Linked DNA regions of Homo sapiens: regions 2, 3 and 4 are each linked to region 1. A link is a contact called in ENCODE Hi-C or POLR2A ChIA-PET data. All regions are on one chromosome and are shown on one strand. The core of a region is the stretch at or near the end of the contact, and the rest is flanking DNA. Distances in the headings are between cores, read along the strand shown.

Region 1 (3,642 bases), core at 544-3,043:
CAAGTCTTTCTTGTGGCAAGGTGTAGCCTTGTGAGTATGTTCTGGCCAAAAAGATATAAGCAGAAATATTATGTACAGCTTTCAGGACGTGTCCTTAAAAGCACACAGAAGAACTGTGTGCTTTCTCCTTTACCCTTCCTTCTTCCTGAGATGGCTGGAGCTATGTTACAACCATTTTAGATCATGAGAGAAATAGGAAGAAATCAAGGTCACTCATGGCAGAACATCAGAAAGAAGGAACCTGGGTTTCTGACACAATGAAGCACCATATCCAACTTGGGGCACTTACTTCCTACTTTATGTAAGAGAAAAATAGACATATATGATGTAAGCTACAGTTATTCTGGGTTTTTCTTTTTTCATCATTCAAAGCTGAGCCAAATCCTAGCTAACACTAAACCTTATATATGTTTCATTATGTACTTTATTTAAAAAAATTTTTTTTAGACAGGGTTTCAGTCTGTCACCCTGGCTGGAGTGCAGTGGCACCATCATGGCTCACTGCAGCCTCGACCTCCCAGGCTCAAGTGATCCTCCTGCCTCAGTCTCCTAAGTAGCTGGGACTACAAGTGCACACCACCATGCCCAGTTAATTTTCTTTTTTTTTTGTAGAGACAGGGTTTCACCATGTTATCCAGCTGGTCTCGAACTCCCGAGCTCAAGCAATCTGCCTGCCTCAGCCTCCCAAAGGGATAGGATTACAGACATGAGCTACTGCACCTAGCCTCACCATGTACTGTTTGCTGTTGTTGTTGTTGTTTGAGACAGAGTTTCACTCTTATCACCCAGGCTGGAGTGCAATGGTGTGATCTTGGCTCACTGCAACCTCTGCCTCCCAAGTTCAAGCAATTCTCCAGCCTCAGCCTCCCGGGTAGTTGGAATTACAGGCGTGTGCCACCATGCCCGGCTAATTTTGTATTTTTAGTAGAGACAGGGTTTCTCCATGTTGGTCAGGCTGGTCTCGAACTCCCAACCTCAGGTGATCCGCCCGCCTTGGCCTCCCAAATTGCTGGGATTACAGGCGTGAGCCACCACACCCGGCCCTCACAATGTGCTTTCTTATAAGTCAAACTCTACCAGGTAACTTATAAATCGTAAATGAATCCCACTCCAAATTTCTGAATTATTCCAGTTTTTATGTGACATTTTTGATGGGATAAATGAGCATTAGTAGTAAATGTGCTATATTGAAAGAGAAACACAAAAAATGGGAGAATGAACATGAATGTATTATTTTTCTAATATATTGAGTGTGGGAGTCTTAAACCTTCCAATTATTAAAAGGGTCAATGATGGATCCAGTAGTTTAAATTATAATGTTAATATTTGGGCCTGGAAATATATTTTTAAATTATTTATATTCAATCAGCTTTAAAATATTGTAAAACTAGAAAACTGTAATTCAAATTATCTTCTTGTAACATCACTGCTTTAGGAAGTTTCTAGTTCCAAGTAAGATGGAGTGAGCAAATCCCAACCTATCTCTCCTACTGAATGTAGCTATTAACCTGGAAAGAATGCATGGCTCCCAAACTTGAGGACTGAAAAGTAAATCGAAACAGAAAGGTTGGAGAAGAAGGCATGAATATGAAGTACCACTGAACATGCAGAGAGCTTACCATTTTTTCCCCTCTGATATCCCTAGTCTGGACTTGTGCAGCCCAAAAGCCTGAAGTCCAAATCAGTGTGGACAGAAAGAGCTCCAGGAGAAGGCTTCTAGATCTGGCTTGAGGGGTGGAAAAAGAGTTTCCTAATATACAGACAAAGTGGGGGAAATCTCATGTGCTTTGTTTTTTGTTTTGTTTTGTTTTTCTTTTCTCCATTCTCTAGCACCCAAACCTCAAGTAATCCTATAAAAGCAGAAGTGAAAATGACATTAATGGTAAGAGGAGCAGGCAGGTGCCTAAAACTTTGAGAAAAGAGAACTTTCCTCTCTGATCAGAGGTGCTGTGTTCCCAAAAATCAGAGTAGGGTAAATGGCAAACCCCCACTGCTTTCTTTTTTCATCTCTGTCCTCCCACTGCCTCGCTCCAGACATAAGCGTAGTTACGGAAAGTGAACAGAAAAGTAGCGTATGTACTTGGCTGGGCACAGCAGCTCATTCCTATAATCCCAGCACTTTGGGAGGCCGAGGTGGGAGGATCACTTGAGCCCATGAGTTCGAGACCAGCCTGGGCAACACAGTGAGACACTGTCTCTACAAAAAATACAAAAATCCGTTGGGTGTGGTGGTGCGTGCCTGTAGTCCCAGCTACTCAGGAGGCTGAGGTGAGAGGATCTCTGGAGCCCGGAGGTCAAGGCTGCAGTGAGCTGAGATTGCACACCTCAGCCTGGGCAACAGAGAGAGACTCTGTCTCAAAAATAAAATGAAAAACAAAACCCAAGTTTTCTGATCAGAGAACTATAAAAGGGAGCCCCAAGGAATTGGGATAAAACTAGGAAATTGAGTAGAGGAAGGAGCAAAAGTTTATGATTTCTGAGGTAACTCCCAAGCTGTACATGTGTGGATCTGATCCTCAACACTGTACCACAGGCTGTGAGAACTGAACTACACAGTTCCTGCCTCAGACCTTGACTGACCACTGGGTCAAGAACATTCAGGACTGATCCAAATAACACTGCAAAGCCTTTAAAAACAGAACTGATATTAAAATTACAACCTAGAGAAGTCTAATTGGAGTTTACAGTCTAATCCCAACCTGACTGATTATGGCTAACACAAAAATGTCAACATTCACTCCAGGATTTAAACAAAACCTCTAGTCTCGTAGCATAATATTCAAAATATCCAGGATACAATCTAAAATTACTCAGCATTTGAGAAACCAGAAAAATCTAAACTGGGAAAAGATAATTGATAGACACTAACACTAAGATGACACAGATGTTGGCATTATCTGACAAAGACATTAAAGTAGGTGTTATAAAAATATTCCAAAACATCCTTGAAATAAATGAAAACATAAAAAAAAGAAAGTCTTGGCAAAGATTTCCCTTTTTTTTTTTTTTTTTTTTTTTTTTTAGGACAGAGTTTTACTCTTGTTGCCCAGGCTGGAGTGCAATGGGGCAGTCTCAGCTCACTGCAACCTCCGCCTCCTGGATTCAAGCAATACTCCTGCCTCAGCCTCCTAAGTAGTTGGGATTACAGGCACCTGCCACCAAGCCCAGCTAATTTTTGTATTTTTAGTAGAGATGGGGTTTCACCATGTTTGTCAGGTTAGTCTCAAACTCCAGACCTCAGGTGAGGCTGCCCACTTCAGCCTCCCAAAGTGCTGGGATTACAGGCGTGAGCCACCACACCTGGCCATGATTTCCTATTTCTATTGTATTCAGTTTTTCCATTTGAGAACTGAAAAATACAATAGCCAAAATTTAAAACCCACTGGATGGGCTCAGAACAGAATGGAGATGGCAGAGGAAAGAGTCAGTGACCTAGAAGGTACATAATAGAATTACTGATCTGAACAACTGAGAGAAAAAATTACTTAAAAAATAGGAAGAACAGAGCCTTGGGGATCTGTAGGATAGTACTAAAATGCCTCACGTAAATTATTAGAGTCCCAGAGAGGAGAAAGACTGTGATGTAGAAAAAGGTTTTTGGCCAGGCACGGTGGCTTACGCCTGTAATCCCAGCACTTTGGG
Region 2 (3,642 bases), core at 435-2,934, 760 kb before region 1:
TCCCTCGATACTTAAATAGCTATATTAAAATTTATTTTATTTTCCATGGCTAGAAGACAATGTTTATTTTTCCAGTAAGTTCACAAGAACAAAGGTATCATGCAAAGTAAATAAATGACACATTACAATCTCCTGGCTCTGAGAAGTTCCCAAACCTGATTGATGAGAATTACAAAACTTCCAGTCCTGAGTAATTTGAAGAGGTCTAAAAATAGACCCCAAAAAAGACCTCTTTTGAATGTGTGTTAATAAACGAGCTATGAATTTACAAACCTCTCAACATCATTTTCACCTACCAACAATTTATCAACTTCTCAAGAATGTTAACATTAAAAGGAGAAAATACGTTACGTCTTAAATTTGGTTTTTTCATCGTGAGATAATTAAATGCCAGGATTTCATAAGATATTAGAAATCGGTTGTCCATATTAGATTTATTATGTTTGAAAGCAAGCCCTGAGAAAGGCATTCCACAATGTAAGTTTTCCAGTGTTGGTTACCCTCAAGATGTTTGCTTTTCGTTTATGTGTTTGTTTTATAGAAATAACTCTGTAACAAGTTGCTACAAAGCCGCCTTTCATGTGTCAGGCTCCCTAGGAGGACTGAATCCCTCCTCCCCAAATCAAGGATAACTAGCCCAGTCTCTGGCTTACTGGAGGAGAGGAAGGACTTTATTTTCACCTCTTGGACGATTACAAAAACCAGTCATCGAAAACGAGAAAAGGGGCAGGGTATAAGAAAAACTAGCGAAATGACCAGACTGAGTCTCATATCCTAAGATCTTTTAAAACTCATTTCCCTACCGAAGGGTGTCATTCGTAACGCGGCGTGGGGCTGGGGGTGTGGATTTACGGAGAAAGAGGTGATCACACTTCACTGGGCTTCTGAAACATTCAGCTCTGGAATCTACTGTGGACTCTTGAAAAGTTCATCCCGAGATCTAACCTCAAGCCTCAGTTTTCGCCAAGCAAGCCCTTCCCCCTTCGGTCAGGTGCAACAAACTTCCCACTCACCCCTCCTTTGCTAACAAAGCCGCTCCAGCAGGAGAGAAACGAACTCTCTCCCGCCACACCTCTTTTGCACCCAGTCTGCACTCCTTCACCTCTTACCTACCCGCCTCACCTTCTCCCCAGACGCCGGAGCCTGAGATTTAACCCCTTCCGGCCCTCGAAGGGAAGAGGGAAGACTAAAGACAACGCACCTATTGCGTCTAGCAATTCTGTTCCCCGAGGAAACGTGCGTTTTAGAACAAAAGTACCAGCCCGCTCTCGCTAGGACTAAGTGAGCTTCTCCCTTCTTGTTTGTAGAGGAAATCCGAAAAACTGCCTGGTTTGCCACCTCACCCTACCTCCCCCACGAGCGAAGGAGTGCGTGCGGCTTTACTCCCAGCCCGACTGGTCCACTCCCAGAAAAGCCTCGGTGGGACTCCGACGTCTAGGGAGTTGTAGCCGCTACCAGAAATATCGATGAGCCTTTACCCTGAGGTTTAGAAAGGCAGCTCTTTCTGGGGCAAATACAAAGAGCGTGTTTCTTCCTACAAATTAGTGGCATCCTCCCGCTGTATGGATTCAGCTGGCAAAGTAACTCAAGCCTTGTCCTGACTGCAAGGGTGGGCGGGGTGGACGGCTCGGTGTTCTGCCCGTTGTGTCTTACGCTCCAGGTGCTGGTCTACGCGGGCCTGGACAGTCAGGGGTAGGAGCGGGAGCCGAGAGGAGGCGGAGGAGATGGCGTCCCAGCCGCCACCTCCCCCCAAACCCTGGGAGACCCGCCGAATTCCGGGAGCCGGACCGGGACCAGGACCGGGCCCCACTTTCCAGTGAGTGTGGGATTCTTCAGGCTGTGAGTTTAGTGGGCCCGAGCGGGGACTTGGCAGGAGGCGGTTGTAGCGGTTGTTAGTGGAGGTATTCCCTTCCCCCCTTTAACCAATACCCAACCTTGGGGATAGGGGCCGAGGTGGAGCTGGGGCGCTTACCAGTGGGGACTTTAGTGTCTCACAGCTGTTTCTGACCCGGCAGCTCTAATCAGCAACGTTTTTTTCGGGAGCTCCTGGGCGTCTCTCTGGGTCTCTGTGCTTGAAAGAAAGGGGGGCGGCTTCCTACCTACCGCTTCTGTTTTCACTTTGACAGAATGGCTTCTCTATCTTTAAAGCGTAGACTTTGGTCTGTAGCAGTTGAGAGCGGCATTTGTCCAGCCACGGCATCGACAGGGAGCAAAGTCTCTCCTTAAAGGTGTTAACCTCTCGAGAAGTTGCTGAAAGCCGGAAAGGTTTTACGCAACAGGAACTCAAGCCCCGTACACTTTGCATTCTTTTCCAGCATAACTCAGCCAGTGTTTCGGATCGAGATTGGAGAAGCAACTTTAAAGCAGGAGTTCTAGATCTGAGGCCTATGGATGGACTTTGTGTGCAAAATAGTGTATTTTTCTGAGGCCTGTATTTTTTTTTTGTTTGGTTTTTAATCAGTATCAGTTGGTTTCTAGGACTTTAAAAAGGCTAAAACATGCAGAGTTGGGAGTGTTTCGTGGCCTCGTGTGGCTTTTGTTTGGTAGTGCTGGACATCTTAATTCAGATAGGTGTGATTCAAATGTCAAATCACCTACTATTGTAGGTTTTCCTAAGCGTAAAAACCCCAACATATTGGAATGTATTTCTGCTGTATTCTGAAATCTTTTATTTAAACACTAAAATGCTTTAACACAGTAACGACTTAGTTTAATAAGGATATATACATAACAAGTAATAAGTTTGATTAGGCTGGTAAGCCACGGTGACATTATCTGCTACCTTTTTTTTGAGTGGGTTCTTTTTTCCCCATTTAGGCTGCTTGTCGAATGAGAGAGGTTTTATTTTTTGCATCTGTTAAAGTTCTTTTTATGTAAAATTAACCATTTTCCCACTTTATCGTGAAATATTTTAAACACAGAGACCAGTAGAGAGTAAGATAATACCTATATATTCACTACTCAACTTTAAACAGTGTTAACATTTGCCAGACTTATGTCGAATTTTTCAAAATAAAAGACGGCTAAACTCTCCCATTCTTCTTTATAGTGGTGACTATTGTCCTTATTTGGTGTTTCGCATACCCAGTAATGTTTTTATATTTTAGTACTTAGGTTTGTGCTATTTATATGCATTTTATATCTAAAACTTAACAATGTAACAATAATATATATTTTATATCTAATTACATGTTACTATTTATATATTATTTTTTGTATCTGTTTTTGTTTTTTCTGTTGCCCAATTTTCTATTGGCTTTATCTTTGCTTACCAATTTGTAAGAGTATTGTTAAACTAATCCTTTTTTGTTACTACATTTTGCTAATATTTTTCACTGTGTGGCTTCTCCTCTTTATATTTATGTTCAATTTTTTGTACAGATGTTTTTGATTTTAATACAGCCAAAATTGTCATATTTTATTGTTTATGCTTTTTGTCTTGGTTAAGAAATCCTGTCTACCTAGATCAGGACAGTTTTTCTGTATGTTTTCTTTTAAATCTTCCGGTTTTTTCATTTGCATTTAATCCACATGGAACTGACTTTGTATAAAAATCTAATTTTTTTTTCCATATAGGTAACTAATTGTCGCAGCACCATTTATTGAGTAGTCTATTCTTAGTTTTTAATGCCATCTATGTCA
Region 3 (3,642 bases), core at 487-2,986, 710 kb before region 1:
CACACCTGTAATCCCAGCACTTTGGGAGGCTGAGGTGGGCAGATCACCTGAGGTCAGGAGTTCAAGACCAGCCTGGCTAACATGGTGAAACCCCATTTCTACTAAAAACACAAAAATTAGCCGGGTGTGGTGGCACACGCCTGTAATCCCAGCTACTCGGGAGGCTGAGGCAGGAGAATCACTTGAACCAGGGAGGCGGAGGTTGCAGTGAGCCAAGATCGCGCCATTGCACTCCAGCCTGGGTGACAAGACCGAAACTCTGTCTCCAAAAAAAAAATAATAATAATTTACCTGGCTGGGCATGGTGGCTCACGCCTGTAATCCCAGCACTTTGGGAGGCCGAGGCGGGCAGATCACCTGAGGTCAGGAGTTCAAGACCAACATGGTGAAACCCCATCTCTACTAAAAATACAAAAAATTAGCTGGACATGGTGGCATGCGCCTGTAAATCCCAGTTACTCAGGAGGCTGTGGTAGGAGAATCGCTTGAAGGGAGGTGGAGGTTGCAGTGAGCCCAGACGGTGCCACTGCACTCCAGCCTGGGCAACAGAGCAAGACTCCATCTCAAAAAAATAAAAAAAGAATTTACCTGACTTAACCTAACATCTTATGATACGACACTTGCCTAACTTTATTTTTATTTTTATTTTTGACAGGGTCTCACTCTGTTGCCCAGCTTGGAGTGCAGTGGTGCAAACATAGCTCATTGGGGCCACCACGCCCAGCTAACTTAAAAAAAAAACAACTTTTTTTTTTTTTTGGTAGAGACAGGGTTTCACTTTGTTGTTCAGGCTGTGCTCAAGCAATCCTCTCGTCTTGGTCTCCCTAAATGCTGGGATTATGGGATTACAGGTGTGAGCCACCGCACCCAGCCACTTTAATGTCTTTGTGGAACAAAAATCGTAAAAGATCTGCAGAAAGTCACAGGATGATACAATTGGTAAAAACTCCTGACATTCTGTACAGTGAACCACTTAATCTCTACTTAATCATCAGATCTCGTAGTAATTATTCATTTGGTTAAGGCTTTACTTTTTCTGTTCTTTCTAATCCTAACATTTAATTTTGGTTCTCAGAATAGACCAAGTGGAAATTAGATAGAAATGTTGACATGTAGCAGTTACCCTACAATATTGAGCCGTTTGCATTTTACTAGATGCCCAATAGTAGTGTTCCTCACAATAACACACACACACACACACACACACACACACACACACCCTATTAATGTATGAAAACCGAATTTGTAATCCAGAGCTATTTACATTTTTAAAGAGCTACCTCCTGGTAAAGACACTTCAGGTCCTTACCCAAAGACCTTGGTCTAAAAGATACTTTCGGTGTCCCTCATCATGCGATCTTTCCGCTCTACCTAAGCGGTGTACCAAATGATCTGCACCAAGAACAATTTCATCCATTCTTTAATCTTTTATCTCCTGTATATCCCCCTTTCTTCTGGACTCAGGGTTGGTCACCTAAGATCAGGCTCCTAGGATCTGGTTGCTAAGAGACAAGACGCTGGGAGGGTGGGGACGCTGCACTGCGACAAGCCTGGGAGTGTATGCCAGAGGAGGAAGGAGAAGCAGCAGGCAAGGCAAGGCGACAGTCAGCCGCCGCCGCCCCTCCGGTGCCCTCCCGCCCGGCAGGGGCTCGGCGCTCATTGGCTCCGCCGCTGCGGCGCTGGCCCGCGATTGGCCGGGCGGCGTCGGCTCGGCGGCTCCCCCACCCCTCGGCGCTAGTCTCCGCAGCCGCCTGCAAGCGGGCGGGGGCGGGGTGTGAGGCGCTGCGGACGGGGTTGCGGGCTCGGTAGCGGCAGCTTCAGGGCGCGAGCGCGGGCGGTGCCGACCACTGCAGGTAACAGAGGCGCTGCGAGGGCAGCCGCGGCCCTGTGGAGGTGAGCGAGACGCCGAGGGGGCTCGGGTGCCCACCGCGGGGCGGGAAGTGCGGCATGGGGCGGTACCGCTCACAGCCAGCCGGCTCCCGCCGCGGCTTCCCACCCCGGGCGGGGTCCCACTTGCCCAAACGCCCCCGAACGCCCCCGTGCACAGCCTCAGCCGGCCGCGCCTCGAGCAGCCAGCTGGCCCGCGTCCCGTCACCCGCCCGGTCCATGTCCCTGCAGACCGTCCCGCCCGCGCACAGCGGCGGGAACCCCAGCTTCTGCGCGCCCGGCCGCGCCCCGGGCCTCTGCCCCGCCTCGCTCCCGCTGCCCGGCGCCTTTGTCCGCTCTGCGCCCCTGGAGTTTCTGTGCCTCCACGGGCGGGAGCGGGGCGCGAAGGTCTGGGGGTGCCCCGAGGACGCGCCGCGTAGTGAGCCTCCGGGCCCAAGGTTTGACTGGCTTTGACCTCATGCCGGTTCTGGGATGTGATTTTACTTTCTCCTCCAGCTGACTCCGATCTCCTGTGTGTGCAGAAGTCAGGAAGCCTGGGTACAAGGCTTCTTCCCGGTCCGGGATGACTCGGTGTTACCGCCGCCCTCTGTTAGGCCAGAGGCCTTTGACCTGCCTGCCTGCCTGCCCCACGGGGCCCCCTCTCTTCCCATCTTTCCACTGGCTAAGGGAAAACGTCTCTGTCTCCAAGAGCTTTTTTTTCTATTTGAAATAAGAAAAAAATATATCAGATTCCTGTTGTAGACCTCTATCTGGTGTGGAAGTGACTTAGACTAGTCTTCTTAATTAATACATGTATATTAAATACATAAACCAAGAGAAGGGGGTCGGGGAGGGGAGGGGAAGTATGTTCTTAAAAAATGAAGTCTGTTAAACATATTGGATTTTTATTTTTGGTAAATAACGTATTTTACCTTAAATATTGTCAAGATTTTGATATTTTATGAATGGGAGTGGATTTCATAGTAATTTGAACTTTGAGCTTTTTCTTGTCACCGTTTTTGATAAATTTATACTTTCCTGAATGAGGTGCACTATAACAGCTATTTCGAGATAATTTATGTTTTATTAAGGATTATCCATCAATGCTATGCCTTTTATACTTAAATTCAGACTCTGATTTCTTGGACATTCATTTAACTAGAATTAATGCTGGGGGGTCTTCCCTTGCCTAGTACAGTTGTATAAAGAGAAAGTCAACAGAAAAACTTTTTTCTCATTTGGATGATTTAAAGTACTCTTAAACATGTATAGCATAAATTAGTATCACATTTGAAATGTAAGCTTTTAAGTGTTTGACGTGGGTAATATTTTTGAACTTTTAAATGAATCTTTTTGGAAGTGAAGAGAAATGAGCTCTCAGGGAAGATCCTTGCCCTGAATTCCATTTTAGATTGCTTTCTACCAAGGCCCAAACAAATTATAATAAAACGCCCTGGCCGGGTGCAGTGGCTCACGCCTGTAATCCCAGCACTTTGGGAGGCCGAGACGGGCGGATCACGAGGTCAGGAGATCGAGACTATCCTGGCCAACATGGTGAAACCCTGTCTCTACTAAAAATACAAAAATTAGCTGGGCGTGGTGGTGCGTGCCTGTAGTCCCAGCTACTCGGGAGGCTGAGGCAGGAGAATCGCTTGAACCCGGGAGGCGGAGGTTGCAGTGAGCCGAGATCGCGCCACTGCACTCTGGCCTGATGAGAGAGGGAGCGCCACTCCGTCTTAACAACAACAACAACAACAACGCACTATGTGCTCTAAC
Region 4 (3,642 bases), core at 815-3,314, 530 kb after region 1:
GAGTCCCTCTGTACATGTGGGTTTCTATGAGGGGTGGGTAGGCACTGCCTGATGAGGGGGCAAGAAAGCCTAGAGCTGACAGGGCACCAGGGAGGGGCCGAGGAGCCTGCCTAGCAAGGAGACCTGTGGGCGAGTCCCTGATCTGTGCCAGCCAGGAAGTTGTAGAAGGCAGGGAGCAGTTGCCATGCTTATGTGATTCTTGTAGGAGTGGTCCCTGAGATTAGTTGGAAAGGCCCTTTATCAAGGATCGGAGCGCTATCCAAACTCTTGGTTCACAGGAATAATAAGTGTAAAAGCATGTAACATCCCTCGTAGCTGTCCTTTATCGACGTTTCCTCTGTGCCCTGCCTTATCTCATGCTCATGTTAAACCTGGGAGGTGGTAGTTTTATCATCACCATTTTACAGAAAAGGAAAACCAAAGAGCAACCACGTGGGCTAGGAATGTCGCATCCGAGTGGCTTTTACAGAAGCGTGCTAGATGCCAGGTGCCCTGCAAGGTGCTTTCCCAAGTACCATCTGGAATCCTCAGAAGAGGTCTGTGGGGTAGGCTCTATTATCCCTGCTTTATAGGTGAGGCCCATAAGGTCTGCAGAAGGTGATGTGCCCAGGGTGTGAGTGCAAGTCTGTCTGTCAACCCCGCTGCAGCTTTCTGCAGCACAGAAAGCTGGTCCAGCTCTTCAACTGGTTAGAAGGCTGGTTAGAAATCAGCCACAGGTCCCTGTCACATCCCAGACCATCACAGACCTCCGTGCTGCTGGAGGATGGCAACCTGCTCTTGACTGGCTCTCCCACCCTCTAATCCCTAAGCAGGCCTGAGAGAGAGGAAGGAAAAGGGAACACCTGGCCCAACAAGGGGCTTGGACCCGGGTCACCTGTACCTACCATGTTTACTTGCACAGTCTCCTCACCTTCTGTACTTATTCTGAGGGTGCATGAGCTTGGCCATTATAAACCAAGGAGACAAACTTATTTATTAGCTGCTGTGAGTCCTACTCTGTGCCTTTCCTGCTCACAAAATCTCTGTGAGGCAGAGAGCAATCCCCATTCCACAGAAGCAGGAATTGAGATAGAGGGGTCACGAATGAACCTCCCGGGTTCAAGCAATTCTCCTGCCTTGGCCTCCCGAGCAGCTGAGATTACAGGCATGCACCACAATGCCTGGCTAATTTTTTGTATTTTTAGTGGAGATGGGGTTTCACCATGTTGGCCAGGCTGGTCTCGAACTCCTGATCTCAAGTGATCTGCCCAACTTGGCCTCCCCAAAGTGCTGGGATTACAGGCGTGAGCCACTGCACCCAGCCGAGGTTCATTCTTACACTTAATAAAAATACACATATCAGACAGTCTGCTTGATGATTTATATTTTTTGTAGCTAAGGTCTTGTCAGATCTGAGTAGAGCATCATGTTTTTCAATAATCACAAGAGCTAGCTTTTATTAAGGGCTTACTGTGTCCAGTGCTGTTCTAAGCATGTCACATACTGTATTAATTCACTTAATCCTCACAACTGCCCTCTGAGGTGGCAACTATTATTATCCCCATTTTGCAGATGAGGAAACAGAGGCCCAGGGAGGTCAGATAACATGCCCATATAGCTAGAGAGTGGCAGAGCTGGGGGGAACCCTGTCGGTCTGGCTCCAGAGCCCATTGTATAGCAGCCACCTCTGCCCACCCTGGCCTGGCTAGGCCTCAATGCCAGAAACACACCATTCTCTATCTCCTGGAGGGTAACAGAGCTGCCATTATCCCAGGAGGCAAGGCTGTCCCAAGAGCATAGACCAGTAGTAGGGTTGGTTGCCAGCTTCTAGGTGTCGCCTCAAGGCTCCTTGCTGCTTCAATTATTATTCTAATAGTTCTGAGCTAGGCATGAGGTAATCTGAGCTTTTAGACCTTGGCTATTTCACTGAGGTTTGCTGTGAGGCTTCAGTTTTGTCATCTAAAACAGCACTGTCCTTCTAGAGTTGCTGTGAGGACAGGAGAGGAGTCTGCCAAGCACTTAGCAGGGGCCTGGAGGGCAGAAAGCATTCAGTGATGGGGAGGAGAGGAAAGCTCACAGAGCCTCGGTCCACGTGGCTCAGCTCTGTGCTGGAGCTGCGATGCGGTCAAAAGACCATGAAACAAAACGTGATTTCAAAATAACTCAAGTCTTTCACGTGTGTTTCTCACACCGATAAGTGAACGTAGTCCTTCGTTAGACTGCACTCGATTCTCACGGTGGCCATGTGAGAGGCACAGTTCTTCTTGCACGTCCCCCTCCGTCTTCTCCCACACATGGCTCTCACTTGCTGCAGGGGCTCCCGGTCTGGCTCTCAGTTTCCGTTTCCTCTGATTTTTATCTCACAAATGGCTGGCAGGGCGGGGCTCCTTCCTTGGAGGGTGGGCTCCAGGAGGAACTGAGGAGAGTGTAACCAGGACCCTCATTAGGGGCCATGGGGGTGGGAAAGGTTGGGAACTCGCCAGTCATTTTTATCCCATCACATGAATTATTATTTTTGGCAGAGGAGAAGGTGTCTGTGTTAGTACCACAAACTGTGGCTTAAAATGACAGAAATCTATTCTCTTACAATTCTGGAGGTTAGAAGTCAGAAATCAAGGTGGTGGCAGGGCCATGCTCTCTCTAGAGTCTCTAGGAGAGGGGCCTTCTGAAAAAAGAAAAACTTCAGCTGAATTACATTTAAGAGTTTAATTGAGTTTAATTAAATGAACAATTTGTGAATCGGACAGCCCCCAAATCAAGCGTATTCACAGAGACTCCGGCGCAGCTACATGGTGGAAGAAGATTTATAGACAAAGGGAAATGATGTACAGAAATTGGAAGTGAGGTACAGAATGACCGGATTGGTTACAGCTCAGTGTTTGCCTTATTTGAACGTAGTTTGAACACTCAGCAGAGTATGAATGGTTGAAGTATAGCCTCTGGGATTGGCCAAGACTTAGTTATTGTTACAGGCGCATACTCCTAAATTAGGTTTTCAATTTTGTCTGACTATTAAGCTAGGTTACAGTTCATCCACAAGGACTCAAATATAGAAGTACAGAGTCCTTCTCAGGACATATATAGTTTGCTTTAACACTTCCTTGCCTCTTCTAGCTTCTTATCGTTCCTGGCATTCCTTGGCGTTTCTTGCCTTGTAGACCCATCATATTCATTTCTACCTCCATCTTTATGAGGTCTTTTCCCTGTGTATTTGTGTCCAAACTTTCCTCTTCTTATAGGGACACCAGTCATTGGATTAGGGACCACTCTAGTTGAGTATGACTTTATCCTAACTTGATTGCATCTGCAAAGACTATTCCCAAATAAGGCCACATTCACAGGTTTGGGGGCCAGCATATATCCTTTGGGGGAACATAATTCAACCCAGCCTGTAACAATGTCATATCATTCAGATTGATTCTGAGCTAGCCCATTCCCAGTCTAACATCTCCAAACCTGGTTCCCCTAGACCCTTGAGCTTGTCTGCGACTCTTGTCCAAATGAAGCTGTGAGGCGAGCTGCCCTGCTGACCAATGGCAGGGCCTCCCTTCTGGCTCCAGGCTCTGCACTGAAGTGCAATGGGCCAACCAGGTACTTGCCCAATGCCATGGGTGAAGCCAAGGAGGGCATAGCCAGTAGGAAATATATTCTACAGAAGTGATC

Evidence for each region. Hi-C counts contacts between places; a loop is a spot of excess contacts on that map. ChIA-PET counts read pairs that join two places held with the same protein, here RNA polymerase II (POLR2A). Pooled maps may share reads with other maps.
Region 2: a pooled map shows a loop between it and region 1 (3-fold over the local background). The contact joins the promoter of PEX13 here to the enhancer-like site in region 1. A Hi-C loop is called at or near these places in 3 of 168 maps with a recorded cell type or tissue (CD8-positive, alpha-beta T cell, chondrocyte and naive thymus-derived CD4-positive, alpha-beta T cell), 3 of 37 single-sample maps with no recorded cell type and 15 of 50 pooled maps. POLR2A ChIA-PET finds 5 or more read pairs at or near these places in 1 of 52 experiments (naive thymus-derived CD4-positive, alpha-beta T cell).
Region 3: a loop to region 1 is called in a pooled map, with 2.1 times the contacts of the local background. The contact joins the promoter of SANBR here to the enhancer-like site in region 1. A Hi-C loop is called at or near these places in 3 of 168 maps with a recorded cell type or tissue (ascending aorta, endothelial cell of umbilical vein and naive thymus-derived CD4-positive, alpha-beta T cell) and 9 of 50 pooled maps.
Region 4: a pooled map shows a loop between it and region 1 (2.6-fold over the local background). The contact joins two enhancer-like sites. A Hi-C loop is called at or near these places in 1 of 168 maps with a recorded cell type or tissue (PC-9) and 9 of 50 pooled maps. POLR2A ChIA-PET finds 5 or more read pairs at or near these places in 1 of 52 experiments (B cell).

The regions. Positions count from the first base shown.
Region 1 is chr2:61,774,283-61,777,924 of GRCh38, forward strand. No RefSeq gene overlaps it. Among named protein-coding and RNA genes, the nearest start is that of FAM161A, 78 kb to the right of the region's middle. Within about 2 kb of position 1,794, at least 3 of the 41 ENCODE cell types and tissues checked have a DNase peak (open chromatin) inside an H3K27ac peak, as active enhancers do; they include B cell, where a contact is called at or near this core.
Region 2 is chr2:61,016,036-61,019,677 of GRCh38, forward strand. PEX13 (peroxisomal biogenesis factor 13) reads left to right here and starts at 1,685. Exons shown (of 4, transcript NM_002618.4): 1 at 1,685-1,816. The coding sequence starts at 1,725. PUS10 (pseudouridine synthase 10) reads right to left here and starts at 2,220. Exons shown (of 18, transcript NM_144709.4): 1 at 1,973-2,220. RefSeq lists an enhancer at 2,092-2,141.
Region 3 is chr2:61,064,135-61,067,776 of GRCh38, forward strand. SANBR (SANT and BTB domain regulator of CSR) reads left to right here and starts at 1,737. Exons shown (of 22, transcript NM_001129993.3): 1 at 1,737-1,893. RefSeq lists silencers at 1,517-1,886, 1,917-2,266, 2,277-2,336 and enhancers at 1,626-2,127, 2,128-2,627.
Region 4 is chr2:62,307,698-62,311,339 of GRCh38, forward strand. No RefSeq gene overlaps it. Among named protein-coding and RNA genes, the nearest start is that of MIR5192, 100 kb to the left of the region's middle. RefSeq lists an enhancer at 2,201-2,570. Within about 2 kb of position 2,065, at least 7 of the 41 ENCODE cell types and tissues checked have a DNase peak (open chromatin) inside an H3K27ac peak, as active enhancers do; they include B cell, where a contact is called at or near this core.